Regions from separate parts of the Homo sapiens genome. Here region 1 is linked to region 2. The links are chromatin loops, found by intact Hi-C in ENCODE. Cell type or tissue: HCT116. All regions are shown on one strand. Links, peaks and the distances in the headings refer to the core of each region. The heading gives the core; the rest is flanking DNA. Region 1 has its middle 8.1 kb from the start of FOXB2. Region 2 has its middle 45 kb from the start of FOXB2.

Region 1 (8,753 bases), core at 1,932-6,931, 53 kb after region 2:
GAGTAATTTTTTTTTGTTGTTTTTAAACAACTACTGCACTATCCAAATATTGGCTGGCGCTCAGGACGCTGGCAGGCAAATCATTGCCCCGGGCTTAGTGTAATTATCTCAGGCGTATTTGGTTTACCCCTTAGGCAATTGTTGGCGACGCTATGCTAGGAAGAGGGGTTCCATGCAAGCTTTTATTGCGTTTAATTGGCTCTATGGAGGGGAGTAAAAAAAGATGTGGAACTTTAGGAGCGGTTATTTATTCATTCTTTCTCCTCCATGCCCCCAGCCCCTGGAGGGTCTCACGCGCTCCTTGGGCTGGATCTAGGCCAGGCCTTCCCACGGCTTCTGCGGACAGCTGTGCCCAGGGCGAGGAGGAACACAAGTTACCGATAGGGCTAGGACGACGTACAGCGCTAGAAAAAAGGCAAAGGTTTAGGCGCACATCTCAATTTCCATGGGTTCTCCCTTTACGCACTGACTTAGCTGACGTGCGGAAGGTTGCCTGGGTTAGTTACGTTTGGGGTCCTCCCAGGAGCCTTCCTGGTCACGCTAGCCTGGCACTTGCCTGACCTTCGGCTGACTTCTCGGCGCATACTTTTCCCAGACGAAACTCCTAAAGTGGATTTGAAGAGGGTAGGAGAAAGCCAGCCCCAGGACTCGGAAACGTGGCTTCCAGCTCGAGTCCAGGCCTGGATGACCCTGGAGGCATCATTTCACCGCTTTGGGCTTCTTTTTCTTTCCAGGAAATACTCAGTAGTCAGAACTGCGCCTTCGAAGGCTCCAAGGAGTTGAGGTTTGAAGCTGTGATCTCGACGGTGGAGTGGCGCTGGGGGTCTGGGCGCTCGGAGCGGGGAGCTCAGGAGCTGCGCAGCTGGGGACGCTGCAGGGCAGCAGCGCCACCCGTCAACCCCTTATAACGTTTTAGGAATCCGTCGCCTCCAGCGTCACCAACCCGACCTGACATCTCTGCGAAGTGCATCCCTGCCCCGTTTCCGACCCGTCCAGTCCCCGCGCCTTGCCCGGCAGGCGCCCAGGACACAGGTTTGGCTCCGCCCTACTTGGATTTGAGTGCATAAGCTCGATTTGACTTTTCGGAATGCCCGAGGGTGGAGGGCAGAAGGGAAAAGCCTGAGGTCAGGGGCATTTATTTCTTGGAGAAAAAAAGCACTGGCCTTGAATTTAGGAGACGATACTCGAGCTCCAGCTTCGCCACCTACTGGCTGTGCGACTGCCTCTTCTCTGAGCCTCAGTTTCCTTTTCTCTAAAGTGGCGATGACCCTGTTGCCTTAAAAGTGCGATTCTGAGACGTGGGATTTTGAGAGTGACTGCTGGAATACTTTGATCCAGTAAACCTCTATCAAGAGCCTACTGTGTGCCAAGCGTCAGAAAACGCCTTGTAAAGTGTGAAGCATTGTAAATACATAAGATGCTATTATCGTTTTTGCTGTTAGAAGTCATCATCTTTTCCTTCCTCCAAATCTAATTGTACCTAAGAAGAGCTCGACAAAATGAAGCCCGACGGCGGTACATGAGCGGGTGGATGTATCTGGCGTTGGAGTGGTCAGCCGCGGGGTGCACACGGCTTTCTCTCGCAGTGCCACCGGCCAAGAAAGACAGCCCAGCTTTCGTCCCCCAAAGTTTCTAGCACCTCCGCTCGCGGGCGAGACTGGCTGGGTTGTCTGAGCCGTAGGTGTGCGAGTTTGAGGGAAGGAGGATACAAGGGGGTCCAGCCAGCAGCGGAGAGCCAGGGGATAGCGCCGGGCCGCGCAGGCTCAGGGTTGCCGTGCCAGCGTCGCTCCACCTCGACATTGACCCCAGGCTCTCGTCTGACCGAAACTCACTCCGCAAAGACCCTACGTGCTGCCCAGAGTCAGAAACCTGACTTTTAAATCTCCACTCTTCGAGGCGAGATTCGTCTCGAACACCGCGGCTGTGTACACTGCCTGTGGCCCGGGGCGCGCAATCAGCGTGGAGATGGGAAGCGTTTGTGTCACCCTAGCAGAGCAATTTCCCCTTTACAGTCCACCCGCGCCTCACACCTCTTGGCCAACATCCAGAAGCTTTCCTACGGGCCGTGTCTGTTTAGGTAGCGGCCACTGACAACCATAACCACCAAATAAATAACCAACGATTAAAAATTAAATAACTTTCTTGCGCTCCCTCCGACGACTAATAACAAAGACTCCGCACATCAGCAACCAGGTGTCGCGGTTAAACTCCTGACAGTAACTGTCTTCCTTTTCAGCCAGCCAGTTCTGGAATACATTACATTAATTAAGTCTTTGGTGATTTAGCCTCCTTGGAGAGAAGTCCAACAATGTAATTAAGAGCATACTGGCTATATTAGATATGAATATTCAAAACAGTGTCAATTAATTAGCCAACAGATCTAGCTCACTATGCTTCGAAAGCCCCTGAAGTCCTCTAAGATACATTTAAAGGGTCATCGGCGGGGAAAGGAGAGGGGGGTAAAGAATATTAAAGAGGTGGGTCCAGATGATCTCTTCGTTCCACATAAACATTTTCTAATGATGGCGATTTATAACGTCCCTGACATCACATACCGCACCTTTGGGCACGTGGGTGCCCGCCCATGTCTGTGTGTGTCTGGTGGTGGTGGTGGAGTTGGGGGGGCGGGGCGGATGTTGTTGATCCATCAGAGCAAAGATCTTTTATAATTAAAGTGAGGAGGCATCCAACTGGAAGGGCCTTCTTAGAGGCACCAAGAGGCTATCCATTGTACATCCTCTCAGACATGTTAGAAAGATAAATATTAAATCTGCTATCACAAAGGGAGCTGTTAAATAGATACTAAGCTGATATGCATAAAAAATTAATTAGGTAGTTTTCTCAGCATCAAACTCCTGGACAAATAACTACTTGTAAAGTACACCTTCTGGGCATATTGAACATATGCTGGAATTATCCTTAATTGACTAATTACATAAATTACTCATTAATTTTACAGCACATCAATTATAAAAGATATATCAATTAATTTTGCATAAATTAAGACTGGAATCTCCCTCCCCCCAAAAAACACAAGAGAGAGGCTGCTGTAACAAAATATGCAGAGAGGGGAGAAAAACAATGTTTGTGTATTTGTAGATTGCAATAATAATTTGTTCTGCTCTGGGCAGAGATTTTCTTAAGGAAAAACATCCTTGGCAATTAAAATAGTCCTAAAGACCACTTACGATGTGATCATGCGTGCACCAAGGCGAAACAGACCATTTAAATCAATTAGGACTGCTCTGATGGAAAATGAGGGCCTGGCAATGACAAAGTACTCAGACATTAGTAATCACAAATGATTTAACATCCACATTAAATGCCTGACTGGGTAGTAAGGCTTATTTTCCTAAGTCAGCAGGGTGCCCGTAACGAAGTTATCTCTGGGTATCCCAAAGTAGACTTCGGCAACGATTTCACACACAATTGGTGGAAATTAATTTGACACCTCTCTTCAACCTAACTCCTCCAGCCTGCTCGTTTCGGGCTCTCCTAAGCGGCTGTTGGCCTCCTCACCTCCTCCCTCGTTTCCTTAAAAAGGTCATTAAATGCTTCGTCACGAGCCCAGCCGTGGGGCCCTGCTCCTTCTGTTTTGGGTTTCTCCTCCCCTGGTGGGACTGGCGGCTTTCAGAATACAGACTGTGTCTCGGCCTAGGCTAGCGGGTCGAGAAGGTGATTTCCAAGGGGTGAGCAAAGTCTGAGACCCCCGGCTCCTTGACTCTTCCTGGCCCGCCCTCCGCAGTCTGCCAGGCTGAGGCTGAAAACACGAGTTTCCAGAAAGGCTTTAGGCAGGCTGCGGGCGCCGGGAGGGAAGCCGGGAGACCGCTGCGCCCGCTGCGCCCGCTGCACTTTGGCAACGAGGCCTGCGTGATTTTAGTCAGCAGGGGGCGCTGTCTCCCCTGGTCGCCGCCTTAGAGAGGAAGCCGCCTTCGGTGCGGGTTTTCTCCGCACAGCGATGGAGGTGGAGAGATGTGAGTTTCCTGGGGTAGCGGCACTTCTAGAAATGCCAGGCTATGGTTCACTGGTTTCCCTTCTGTGTGAAAACCCCAATCTACCTTGATTTGTGCCAACCATCTGTAATGCTTTTCATAGATAACTTTAGACAACATCAAATCAAACGGTACTTGAAATACATCCCAAATTTCCTCTTGGAAGTTGTGAACTTCGAAGTTGCACCTACAAATATAGAGGTGCTTTTCCAAAAGAAACAAAAACTTCCTTGAAAGGAATCCGTAGTCATTATTTAATGCCAGCCCCACGTGTGTATTGATAATTATTGACAATAGAAATATAGAATTTTCTATGTTGTTAAGAAGCCTTTCAACGATATAAGTGGGAGATTCAAGTTATATAGAATCATATGGTTCAAAAATTTTGTTTTTATATTCTTTTAAGTATTTTGTATTCATAGTGATCATTCATAACTCTGAAGTAAAATAAATCAGAATGACAGACAACTGGATGTTGGAGAAACAGAAAGGTTTTACTTTCAAGAGATGCCTAGTTTGGTGGATAGTAAGTTTATGATCAGCAGATTCCCAATCCCACACTCATAAATTGGTTGTGTTAAAAATACTTTGTTTTAAAACCACTATGTATTTCACTCAAAGTGAAATTTCCCCTAGGAATAATACTGTAACTGGTAGATAGGATCCCAGCTAGTTGGTACTGTTCCGCTTTAAGTCCTGTTAAACCAGTAATGTATCTAAAAATTTGAATTTCTCCTTTGAGACTGATCACAACCCTAAAAGGTCCTTTTCTTATCCCCTTCTGTTGCTAGTCTCCAAAGATACTGGCTCCCACCCCCATATTGGACCATGCCTTCTGGAATTCATGCCCTTGTGCAGTTTCTTCTCATATTAAATCTGACCCAGTCCCATGGGAACAAGTAGCATGTGGCAGAAGTGGTGCAGTATGATTTCAAGCCAAATCAGAAGGACCCTTGCAGCTTTTGCCTTGCCCTTTTAAAACACACACTCTGGGGTGGTGGTGGGGATTGGGGGGTGGGGGGGCAGTGCCAGCCAACAGGTAAGAAGTCCTACGGCTCACACTGTGAGGAAATCCAGTTTAGCCAAGGAGAGAGAGAGAGAGAGCTTGGCGGGGGAGAGAGAGAGAGAGCGCGCACTCTTGGAGAGAGAGAGATGCCTGATCAGCCACCAGCTCTGCCAACCATCCCAAGTGAGATGTCATATGTGGTGAGTAAAGGAACTGTCCTGGATGTCCAGTCCAGTTAACTTCTAGATAATTTCAGCCTCAGTTCTACCTGACTGCAACTGCATGAGAGACCTTAGTCAATAACCTCCCTGCTGAGCTCAGTCAATCTACAGAAACGCATGGGCTAACAAACCATTGCTGTTCAGGCATTATGTTTAGGTGTGATTTATTACACAGCAGTAGATAACCAGAACATACATTGTCCTGTCTCCCATTCTTTTTCCTATACTATTTTTTCTTGAATCTTATTTCTGCTACAGTTTGAATCTGGCTACTCATGTGAGCTAGCCTGGGAATCTGAACACTAGTTAGAATATCGAGGCTGGGATTGTGTGCCAAAGAGATTGGCAAGGAGAGTAGATGAAGGAGACTGCAACATAATTAGACATTTCTATTTACGCTTAGGAAACAGTTACGAGAAACTAAATACTGCTCTTCCTCGGAGCTTCTCAGGGGCTGGCACTGGAGGATACAACTGTCAGTAAGTTCCTAAGTCACGTGCTCAAAGAGAAGTGCCTCTATTAGAATTTCTATCTCAATCATGTGCATTGTTTTAATTAAAGGTTTTTTTCTAATATTCTCAAACAACAGATATATAATTGTATTTATAGTATGGAAGACAATTAAATTAGAATCTTTTTCAAGATAAAAATAGTGTCTTTGAAATTGCTCACATTTCTAGAGAATAATGGTGCTATGATCAGTAGTTTCTGTTCCATTAGCTTCTCCTTTCCAACTAGGCAAATCAATAAACTTTATAGTGTTTGTTTTTCACCTTTTATTGCCACCATTTATTCAAGTGCAGACTTGCCATTGTAACTTGTACTTCTGGATAGGCAGTCATATATTTGCTTTGTTATATTGATAAGATTTTTTTTTTTTTTTTTTTGAGATGGAGTCTCGCTTTGTCATCCAGGCTGGAGTGCAGTGGTGTGATCTTGGCTCACTGCAACCTCCACCTCCCTGGTTCAAGCGATTCTCCTGCCTCAGCCTCCTGAGTAGCTGGGATTATAGACACACACCACCAAACCCAGCTAATTTTTGTGTTTTTAGTAGAGACAGAGTTTCACCGTGTTGACCAGGCTGGTCTTGAACTCCTGACCTAGTGATCTGCCTGCCTTGACCTCCCAAAGTGCTGGGATTATAGGCGTGAGCCACTGTGCCTGGCTAAGTTTTTTTTTTTTTTTTTTTTTTTTTTTTAGCGCAACTTGTGCTGGTCCTTTTGTGAAGCAAGAATATTCAAGAGTTTATAGATATAAAAATATCCTCAGCTCTTACTAAAGAAAAATCATCTTCCTATTGTTCATTGTAGTCTCATCTTTCAGATGGAAAAACAGATAAAATCCCAGACATTCCCAAAGAATGGGCTTCATAAGGTTCAAGTAGATAGCTGGTATGGATTTTAATTGTCTTCTAAATCATCCTTTATGCAGGGAAAGCCTAACATGTTTGAGTGATTACTTTTTGTTTGGCATCCAATAGTGCCAAAATGGACTTTGGCATCAGACTGATTTGGTTAATTTTAGGTGCTTTTTTTTTTTTTTTTTTTTTGAGACAGAAGCTTGTTCTTGTTGCTCAGGCTAGGTGCAATGGCATGATCTCGACTCACTGCAACCTCCACCTCCTGGGTTCAAGAGAGTCTCCTGCCTCAGCCTCCCGAGTAGCTGAGATTACAGGCACCCACCACCACCCCTGGCTAATTTTTGTATTTTTACTAGAGTCGGGGTTTCACCATCTTGGCCAGGCTTCAGTCTTGAACTCCTGACCTTGTGATCCACCCACCTCAGCCTCCCAAAGTGCTGGGATTACAGGCGTGAGCCACCGAGCCTGGCCCTAGGCTCTTATTATTTAGTGAGTGACCTTGGGTATGGGACCTAACTTTTATAGCCTCAAATTACTCATATGTAAAATGGGGATGATAGAACCTGAAATAGAGTGATTTTGATGATTACATGAGATACTGGACCTAAAATGCACACGGCGAATGCATCATAAATGTTAGCAACCTGTCACTTACTCAGGAGATTTCTGGGGTAAATTGCTGTTGTATTTTCACTTGTTGATCACTACTTTGGAAAGGTTAAAAGTGTACTTTTAAAAATCTCAGTTGGCAGGGTCTTAAGATGACTTGAATCTATCAGGTTGTACCTGAAGAATCTGGAGTATCCTTCCTCATCTAATTCTCCAGTTTTTCTCCCCTCGAATTCCTCTGTCAGAAGCACAACTGTAAGAACACCACCACTTCTCTGCTCAGAAATTTTCAATAGCAGTTTGGAGATGACCTTAGGCAAGTGCACACCTCTTAGCTTCACATTCAAAAAGCCTTCTACAATTGGGCCTCTGGGTCTATCCTTCTAGATTTATCACATTCCCTCTGCTCCTACCAAAGGAGGTCAGTTGCATGCTCTTCCGAATACATAGCCGCATTTTCCCCCCTGACTTCACTCCCATTGTTCACTCTTTCTGAAATGTGTATCCTCTTCTATTTTTACCTCCCCAAACTCTACTCATTCATCAAATAAGACCTCATTCAACAATTGCCTCCTCCACAAAGCCTTCTGTTACCTTTCCTTGTAGAATCATCTTTTTCCTCTAAGTGTCTAGAACATGTTGTTTACACTTCAATTATGCAACAATCACAACCTGCCTTTCTTATTAATATGCAAACTTTATGAAAGCAGGGATCATTTTTTATCCAATTTTTGTTTGCCACAGTAGTTAGTACAGTTAAATCAGTGCTTCCCAAACCATCTTTGAAAAAGAACCAGCTTTGAAAAAAAAAAGCAATCTGTTGCAGATTGAGATGTTTGTAAAACACAATAAAAATGAAAGATTAGAAAACTAAAATAAAAATACGGGGCAAAATACAAGCCCAAATGTCTCTCTCTCTTTTTTTTTTCTTTTCTTTTCTTTTTTTTTTTTTTTTTTTTGAGGTGGAATTTCACTCTTTTTGCCCAGGCTGGAATGCAATGGTGCGATCTCGGCTCACTGCAACCTCTGCCTCCCAGGTTCAAGCGATTCTCCTGCCTCAGTCTCCCGAGTAGCTGGGATTACAGGCACTCACCACCACACTCGGCTAATTTTTATATTTTTAGTAGAGACGGGGTTTCGCCATGTTGGACAGGCTAGTCTTGAACTCCTGACTCCGCCTGCCTCAGCCTCCCAAAATGCTGCGATTACAGGAGTGAGCCACTGCACCTGGCCTCCAAATGTCTCTTTATGATAGTCAATAGATGTACATTTATTCTCTCAAAGTCCTGTAAATATATCTAAACACTTACTTCCTGTTCTCTTCTCATTTCCCACTGGTAAAAACAGTTCATAGATGGGCACAGGTTGATGGGCCACATATTGAGTAACCTGACATTACCTACTGCTATGTAAACATATTGGTTAAATAAGTAAATCCATGGACCAGAGAAATGTTTTATAACACTTTCTTTTTCAATTATTGTTTGTTTCAATGTCCATTTTTTAAGAATATAGGATAATTAATTATTAATAAACTATCATGAAATTTGGTCACATTAGCTTGC
Region 2 (8,753 bases), core at 1,469-6,468:
GAACTCTTGGCTGGGCACGGTGGCTCACTCCTGTAATCTCTGCACTTTGGGAGGCCAAGACGGGTGGATCACATGAGGTCAGGAGTTCAAGACCAGCCTGGCTAACATGGTGAAACCCCGTTTCTACTAAAAATACAAAAAATTAGCCGGGTGTGGTGGCACACGCCTGTAATCCCAGCTACTCGGGAGGCTGAGGCAGGAGAATTGCTTGAACCTGCGAGGCAGAGATTGCAGTGAGCAAAGATCGCACCATTGCACTCCAGCCTGGGCAACAAGAGTGAAACCCCATCTCCAAAAAAAAAAAAAAAAAAAAAAAAAACTCTCAAGAGAAATTTTAAAAAATTTAACTAAGTGAAAATAAAAATAAAACAACAAAATTTGTGGGATGCAGTGAAATGCTGCTTAAAGGAAAACTTACAGCATTGAGTATATATATTCATTTTATTTTATTTTATTTTTTGAGATGGAGCCCTCCTCTGTCACTCGGGCTGGAGTGCAGTGGCATGATTTTGGCTCACTGCAACCTCTGCCTCCCCGATTCAAGCAATTCTTCTGCCTCAGCCTCCCAAGTAGCTGGTTAATTTTTGTATTTTTAGTAGAGATCAGGTTTCACTGTGTTGGCCAGGCTGGTCTCAAACTCCTTACCTCAGGTGATCCACCTGCCTCAGCCTCCCAAAGTGCTGGGATTATAGGCATGAGCCACTAGGCCCAGTTGAATATATATATTTAAAAAGAAGGCCAGTCATGGCGGTCCACACCTGCAATCCTGGAACTTTGGGAGGCCAAGGTGGGAGTCCAAGGTGGGATGAGTTTGAGACTAGCCTGAGCAACACAGTGAGACCCCACCTCTATTTATTAAAAAAAATTTTAAATAAAAGAAGTAAGATGTAAAATAAATAATCTAAGATTCCACCTTAGGAAACCAGAAAAAGAACAAATTAAATTCAAAGTAGGCAGAAGAAAATAAATAATACAAATTAGGGTAGAAATCAATAAAATTTAAACCAGGAAATTGATAGAGAAAAATCAATAAAATTAAAAACCAGTTTCTATTAAGAGATCAATAAAATTGACAAGCCTCTAGCCAGGATAACAAAAAAACAAAATAGAGAGATAGAGACAAGACGCAAATTACTAGTATCAGAAATGAAAGAAGGAATATTACTACAGATCCTATAGATATTTAAAGGATGATTAAAAAAATACTATGAACAACTCTATGCCCACAAATTTGATGAGCTAGGTAAAATGATCAGTTTTTTTGAAAGACATAATCTGCCAAAACTCACACAAGAAGGAATAAACAATCCGAATAAACCCACATCTATTAAAGAAATATCTATTAAAGACCTTGTATTAGTCTGTTTTCATGCTGCTGATAAAGACATATCCAAGACTGGGTAATTTATAAAGAAAAAGAGGTTGAATGGGCTTGCAGTTCCACGTGGCTCAGGAGGCCTCACAATCATAGCAGAAGGTGAAAGGCACATCTTGCATGGTGGCAGACAGGACAGGATGAGAACCAAGCAAAAGGGGTTAGCCCTTATAAAACCATCAGATCTCATGAGACTTATTCACTACCATGAGAACAGTATGGGGGAAACTGTCCCCATGATTCAATTATCTCTCACCAGGTCCCTTCAGCAACTCGTGGGAATTATGGGAGCTACAATTCAAGATGAGATTTGGGTGGGGACACAGCCAAACTATATCAGACCTATGTCTATCATATTAATAACCTTCCAAGACAGAAATCAACAGTCCCAAATCGATTATCAGTAAATTCTCTCAAATATTTAAGGAAGAAATTGTGCCAATTCTCTACAAGTTCCTTCAGAAGATAGAATCAGAAGGAATACTTTCAAACTTATTCTACGAGGCAATCATTACCCTAATACCAAACAAAAAAAATTACAAGAAAAGAAAGCTACAGACCAATATCTCTCATGAACATAGATGAAAAAAATCCTAAAAAAATTGAGCAAATCAAATTCAACGAGTAAAAAAAATTATACATCACAATGAAATGACTTTTATTTCAGGTATGCAAGGCTGATTCAACATTAGAAAATCAATTAATATAATCCATCACATCAACAGGGCAAAAAAGAAAAATCACATGATTATATCAATAGATGCTGACAAAGCATTTGACAAAATTCAACCCACATTTGTAATAAGAACTCTCAGCAAACTAGGAATAGAGGACTTTTTAAAAATCTGATAATAAACATCTACAAAAAAATACAGCTAATGCAAAAGGCAAGAAGAGGAAATAAAAAAATATATATAAATTAGAAGGAAGAAATGAAACTATCTTTGTTCTTGGATGACATGATTGTCTAGGCAGATCATCCAAAAGAATTAGCAAAAATACTCCTAGAGCTAATACATGTTACAGCAAGGGTGCAGGATAGAAGCATAATATACAAAAGTCAATTACTTTCCTATATACCGGCAATGAACAAGTAGAATTTGAAATTAAAAACACAATACCATTTACATCAACATCCCCCAAAATGAAATAAAGTTGACCCTTAAACAGCATAGGTTTGAACTTGTCAGGTCTACTTGTTTGAGAATTTTCTTCTGCTTCTGATACCCCCGAGATAGAAACACCAAACCCTCCTCTTCATCTATCTCTTCAGCCTACTTGACATAAAGAACATGAAGATGACTTTCATGATGATCCACTTCCACTTGATAAATAGTAAATATATTTTCTCTTCCTTTTGATTGTTTTAATAACATTTTCTTTTCTCTAGCTTATTTTATGGGAGGAGTACAGTACAGTTGACCCTTGAATAATTCAGGGACATGACCCTCCACACATTAGAAAATCCAAGTATAACTTTTGGCTCCCCAAAAACTTACCTACAAATAGCCTACTGTTGATTGGAAGCCATACTGATAATATAAGCAGGCAATTAACACCTAAAGGTGTGCTAAAAATCACTGACATGAGGCAGATTGATTAATAGGAGAAAAGACATACACTTTTTTTTTTTTTTTGAGACAGGGTCTCATCTGTCACCCAGGCTGGAGTGCAGTGGCGCGAACTTAGTTCACTGCAACCTCCGCCTCCTGGGTTCAAGCGATTTTCCTGCCTCAGCCTCTCAAGCAGCTGGGACTACAGGCGTGTGCCACCTTGCCTGGCTAATTTTTTGTATTTTTAGTAGAGACGGGTTTCACCATGTTAGCCAGGCTGGTCTCGATCTCCTGACCTCACGATCCGCCTGCCTCAGCCTCCCAAAGTGCTGGGATTACAGGTGTGAGCCACCACACCCAGCCAGCATACACATTTATTTAACATGTGTACATAGGAGCCTTCAGAATGAAGACCCAAAGATACAGGGGAAATCGTCCATTTTTATGTTTAGGTTCAACAAAGTATGGACAGCTATGTAGAAATATAAGTGGACAAAAAGGGTCTGATCTAATGTTAATAGACAGCAAGGCCTGTCTGCCCGGATTCTTCTTGCCCTCTCTGAGCATGAGTTCCCGCCTTCTGAGTATGGGGCAGGGCCCTCTCTGGAATGGGGGTTTCATGACCTCCAGTCAAACAAGGTCCCTCAGGTGATTTCTTTATGGCTAGTTTTTACATAGAATATTTTTAGGTTTTATGGCTGGCTTTCAGGAAAAGGAGTTCTGGTTTCTAAGACCTGCCCGGGGAAGAGGGATTCTAGTTTCTACGGCTAGCCTCAGGAGAGAATGGGCCTGAGAGACAGGGGAGCAGGAGATGGTCAGAGAAAAACTTTTGCTTCTGAGGCTGCTGCTGAGACCTTCATTTTGGGGTATTGTTTTCTGAGCTCCAGGAAATATTTTGTATGTTATATAAGTTATATACTATGCTTACAATAAAGTAAGCTAGAGAAAAGAAAATGTTGTTAAGAAAAAAACGTATTTCTACATAGTTGTCCATACTCACTCTCACTTAGGCTGGAGTGCAGTGGCATGATGTCGATTGACTGCAGCCTCAAACTCTTGGGCTCAAGGGACCCTCCCACATCAACCTCCCTCCCGAGTAGCTGGGACTACAGGTGCACACCACCTTGCCTGGCTAACTTTTGTATTTTCTGTAGAGATGGAGTCTTACTATATTGCCCAGGCTGGTGGCAAAACTCCTGGGCTCAAGTGATCTGCCTGCCTCAGCCTCCCAAACTGCTGGGATTACAGGCATGAGCCACCATGCCTGGCCCAGAAAAATCTTAATAAAGAGAAAATACATTTACAGTTCTGTACAGCTACTGTAAGTTTATGAGGTTTTTTGTTTGTTTGTTTGTTTGTTTTGAGACAGAGTCTTGCTCTGTCGCCCAGGCTGGAAGGCAGTGACACCATCTTGGCTCACTGCAACCTCCACCACCCAGGTTCAAGTGATTCTCCTGCCTCAGTCTCCTGAGTAGCTGGGACTACAAGTGTAGCCCATTACTCCTGGCTAATTTTTGTATTTTTACTAGAGACAGGGTTTTGCCACATTGGCCAGGCTGGTCTCAAATTCTTGGCCTCAAGTGATCCACCCGCCTCAGCCTCCTGAAGTGCTGAGATTACAGGGATGAGCCACAGCGCCCAGCCTATGTGGTCTATTTACAAGATGAATCATCTGTCTGAAATGGCAGGCAACCACAGCTGCAGACCTCAATCTGCAGTACATATCAAGCAATGAACATTTTCTTGCAGTGTCATGACTTTTCTTTGCTTATTGGGAGTACTTCCAACATCACTAGTGGCACTATGTGTGGCTCCCATAGTGTTATTCAAGGTTTACAGTATTGCACTAAACATGATGAACAAATATGTGAGATCTGCAAGAAATCACTTTTACGGTGATGCAAAATGTACTAGAGAGATGAACTGCTCATGTGGAGATGATTAGTTAGCATCACACGGTGTTTTAAGCAGATACTCGAAATACTTGACCTCATCACAATAGCTTGAGGAGGTGGTTACAAAATTATTACAGTGCAGTATGTACTACAGTGTATTTTATAAGGTTATGATTTAATACCTCATCTTTATATTTGTTTACATTCTGTTGACTGTGAATGGTGCCACGTGTGGTCTGTAAGTGCTTGTGTGCATAAACTTTGATAAATTTTACCTTTTTATTAAAGGCTTTTGTTTATTTCATGGTAGTAAACGATAACATAGACTGGTATCTACATATATTTTATGCATCCATGATAAACCTATTTCCTATTTTTTTCATTATTTCTAGGCTACACAGTTCATCCGTGAATTTTTTCAAATTGTTTCAAATCTCAAAAAAATTTTCCAATACATTTATGAAGAAAAATCTTTGTAGGCCAGGTGCAGTGGCTCATGCCTGTAATCCTGTAATCCCAGCACTTTGGGAGGCCAAGGCAGGAGGATCACCTGAGGTCAGGAGTTCGAGACCAGCCTGGCCAACGTGGTGAAACCCCGTCTCTACTAAAAATACAAAAAAAAAAAAAAAAAATTAACCAGGCATGGTGGTGGGCACCTGTAATCCCAGCTACTCAGGAGGCTGAGGCAGGAGAATCACTTGAGCCTGGGAAGTGGAGGTTACAGTGAGCTGAGATCATGCCATTGCACTCCAGCCTGGGCTACAAGAGCGAGAGTCCATCTCAAAAAACAAAAACAAGAAAAGAAAAGAAAAAAATCTTTGTATAAGTGGACCCACATTCTTCAAAGCCATGTTGCTCAAGTGTCAACTATATACAACATGTACATAGTTTGATATATATACAAAATATGTGTTAATTTACTGCATATGTTATCAGTATAGCTTCTGGTCAACTGTAGGCTATTAGTGGTTAAGTTTTTGGGGAGTCAAAAGTTACACTTGGATCTTCAACTCCATTGCGGGGTCAGCACCCCTAATCCCCTCATTGTTCAAGAGTTGACATAGATATAACTTTAACAAACTATGTACAAGTTCTATATACAAAACTCTGATAGTAAAAAAAAACAAAGAACTAAATTAATGAAGACATATTTCACACTCATGGAGAGGAAGACTCAATATTGTTAAAATGTCAGTTCTTCCCCATGTGATCAATAGATTCAACACAATTTTAATCAAAATTCCAGCAAGTTATTTTGTGAATGTTAATAAACTGATTGATTCTAAAGGTTATACGAGATGCAGAAGATCCAGAATAGGCAACAAAATGTTGAATGAGAAGAACAAAGTCAGAAGACTAAAAAAAAGCCAGAGGATAAATACTTTCCAACTTCAAAGTTTACTATAGGCTGGGCGCGGTGGCACACGCCTGTAATCCAGCACTTTGGGAGGCTGAGGCATGCAGATCATGAGATCAAGAGATCGAGACCATCCTGGCCAACATGGTGAAACCTTGTCTTTACTAAAAATACAAAAATTAGCTGGGCATGGTGGCACGTGACTGTAGTCCCAGCTACTTGGGAGGCTGAGGCAGGAGAATTGCTTGAACCCGGGAGGTGGAGGTTGCAGTGAACTGAGATCACGCCACTGCACTCCAGCCTGGTGACAAAGCAAGACTCGATCTCAAGAAAAAAAAAAAAAGTTTACTATAGAGGCCGGGCACGGTGGCTCATGATTGTAATACCAGCACTTTGGGAGGCCAAGGCAGGTGGATCACGAGGTCAGGAGCTCTAGATCAGCCTGACCAACATGATGAAACCCCATCTCTACTAAAAATACAAAAATTAGCTGGGCATGGTGATGCGCACCTGTAATCCCAGTTACTCCAGCTATTCAGGAGGCTGAGGCAGGAGAATCGCTTGAACCAGGGAGTTGGAGGTTACAGTGAGCCGAGATAGCGCTACTGCACTCCAGCCTGGGCGACAGAGTGAGATTCCGTCTCAAAACAAAGAAGTTTACTATAAAGCTTCAGTCATCAAACAGTGTGGCACTAGTAAAAGAACAGACAAATAGAGCAGTGGAGAAGAATAGAGAGACCAGATATAGACTCACACAAATATAGTCAACTGATCTTTCACAAAGGAGCAAAGGCAAAGCAATAGAGAAAAGATAGTCTTCTCAACAAAATGATACTGGAACAATATCATTGGGCCTTTTTTAATTTTAAAAAAATTAATCCAACACCATTTTTAAAGAATATCACTCTCCCTCTCCCTCTCCCTCTCCCCACGGTCTCCCTCTCCCGCTCTTTCCACGGTCTCCCTCTGATGCTGAGCCGAAGCTGGACTGTACTGCTGCCATCTCGGCTCACTGCAACCTCCCTGCCTGATTCTCCTGCCTCAGCCTGCCGAGTGCCTGCGATTGTAGGCGCGCGCCGCCACTCCTGACTGGTTTTCGTATTTTTTTGGTGGAGACGGGGTTTTGCTGTGTTGGCCAGGCTGGTCTCCAGCTCCTAACCGCGAGTGATCCGCCAGCCTCGGCCTCCCGAGGTGCCGGGATGGCAGACGGAGTCTCGTTCACTCAGTGCTCAATGGTGCCCAGGATGGAGTGCAGTGGTGTGATCTCGGCCCGCTACAACCTCCACCTCCCAGCCGCCTGCCTTGGCCTCCCAAAGTGCTGAGATTGCAGCCTCTGCCCAGCCGCCACCCCATCTGGGAAGTGAGGAGCGTCTCTGCCTGGCCACCCATCGTCTGGGATGTGAGGAGCCCCTCTGCCTGGCTGCCCAGTCTGGAAAGTGAGGAGCGTCTCTGCCCGGCCGCCATCCCATCTAGGAAGTGAGGAGCGCCTCTTCCCTGCCGCCATCCCATCTAGGAAGTGAGGAGCGTCTCTGCCCGGCCGCCCATTGTCTGAGATGTGGGGAGTGCCTCTGCCCCGCCGCCCCGTCTGGGATGTGAGGAGCGCCTCTGCCCGGCCGCTACCCCGTTTGGGAGGTGAGGAGCGTCTCTGCCTGGCCGCCCCATCTGAGAAGTGAGGAGACCCTCCGCCCGGCAGCCACCCCGTCTGGGAAGTGAGGAGCTTCTCCGCCCGGCAGCCACCCCGTCCGGGATGGAGGTGGGGGTCAGCCCCCCGCCCGGCCAGCCGCCCCGTCCGGGAGGTGAGGGGCGCCTCTGCCCGGCCGCCCCTACTGGGAAGTGAGGAGCCCCTCTGCCCGGCCACCACCCCGTCTGGGAGGTGTGCCCCACAGCTCATTGAGAACGGGCCATGATGACAATGGCGGTTTTGTGGAATAGAAATGGGGGAAAGGTGGGGAAAAGATTGAGAAATTGGATGGTTGCCGTGTCTGTGTAGAAAGAAGTAGACATGGGAGACTTTTCATTTTCTTCTGTACTAAGAAAAATTCTTCTGCCTTGGGATTCTGTTGATCTGTGACCTTACCCCCAACCCTGTGCTCTCTGAAACATGTGCTGTGTCCACTCAGGGTTGAATGGATTAAGGGCGGTACAAGATGTGCTTTGTTAAACAGATGCTTGAAGGCAGCATGCTCATTAAGAGTCATCACCACTCCCTAATCTCAAGTACCCAGGGACACAAACATTGCGGAAGGCCGCAGGGTCCTCTGCCTGGGAAAACCAGAGACCTTTGTTCACTTGTTTATCTGCTGACCTTCCCTCCGCTATTGTCCTATGACCCTGCCAAATCCCCCTCTGCGAGAAACACCCAAGAATGATCAATTAAAAAAAAAAAAAATTAATCCAGGCACAGACTTTATACCTTTCTCAAAAATGAACTCAAAATGAATCATACACACAAATGCAAAATGAAAAACCATAAAACTTTTAGAATATAACATAAGAGAAAATCTAAGTGAGTTTTTCAATACAATATCAAAGGCACCATCCATAACAGAAGTAACTTATAGGTTGAACTTCAT

What was found. A loop is a pair of places that touch in the nucleus more often than their neighbours do. Peaks named below come from ENCODE experiments on the same cell type or tissue, not always from the same donor. Only the 100,000 strongest peaks of a DNase experiment are listed, where the experiment ranks them.
Region 1: a loop joins it to region 2, with 6 times the contacts of the local background. A loop is called at or near these places in 2 of 110 quality-filtered maps.

Annotation. Positions count from the first base shown.
Region 1 is chr9:77,007,217-77,015,969 of GRCh38, reverse strand. No RefSeq gene overlaps it. Among named protein-coding and RNA genes, the nearest start is that of FOXB2, 8.1 kb to the left of the region's middle. RefSeq lists enhancers at 1,268-1,781, 3,263-3,763, 3,764-4,264. In HCT116, for the core only: CTCF peaks have their summits at 3,682 and 3,881 (motif pointing right); a DNase peak (open chromatin) is centred at 3,889; H3K4me3 peaks cover 919 bases.
Region 2 is chr9:77,059,974-77,068,726 of GRCh38, reverse strand. No RefSeq gene overlaps it. Among named protein-coding and RNA genes, the nearest start is that of FOXB2, 45 kb to the right of the region's middle. RefSeq lists a silencer at 4,507-4,707. In HCT116, for the core only: no CTCF peak of the experiment used is centred there; a DNase peak (open chromatin) is centred at 4,556.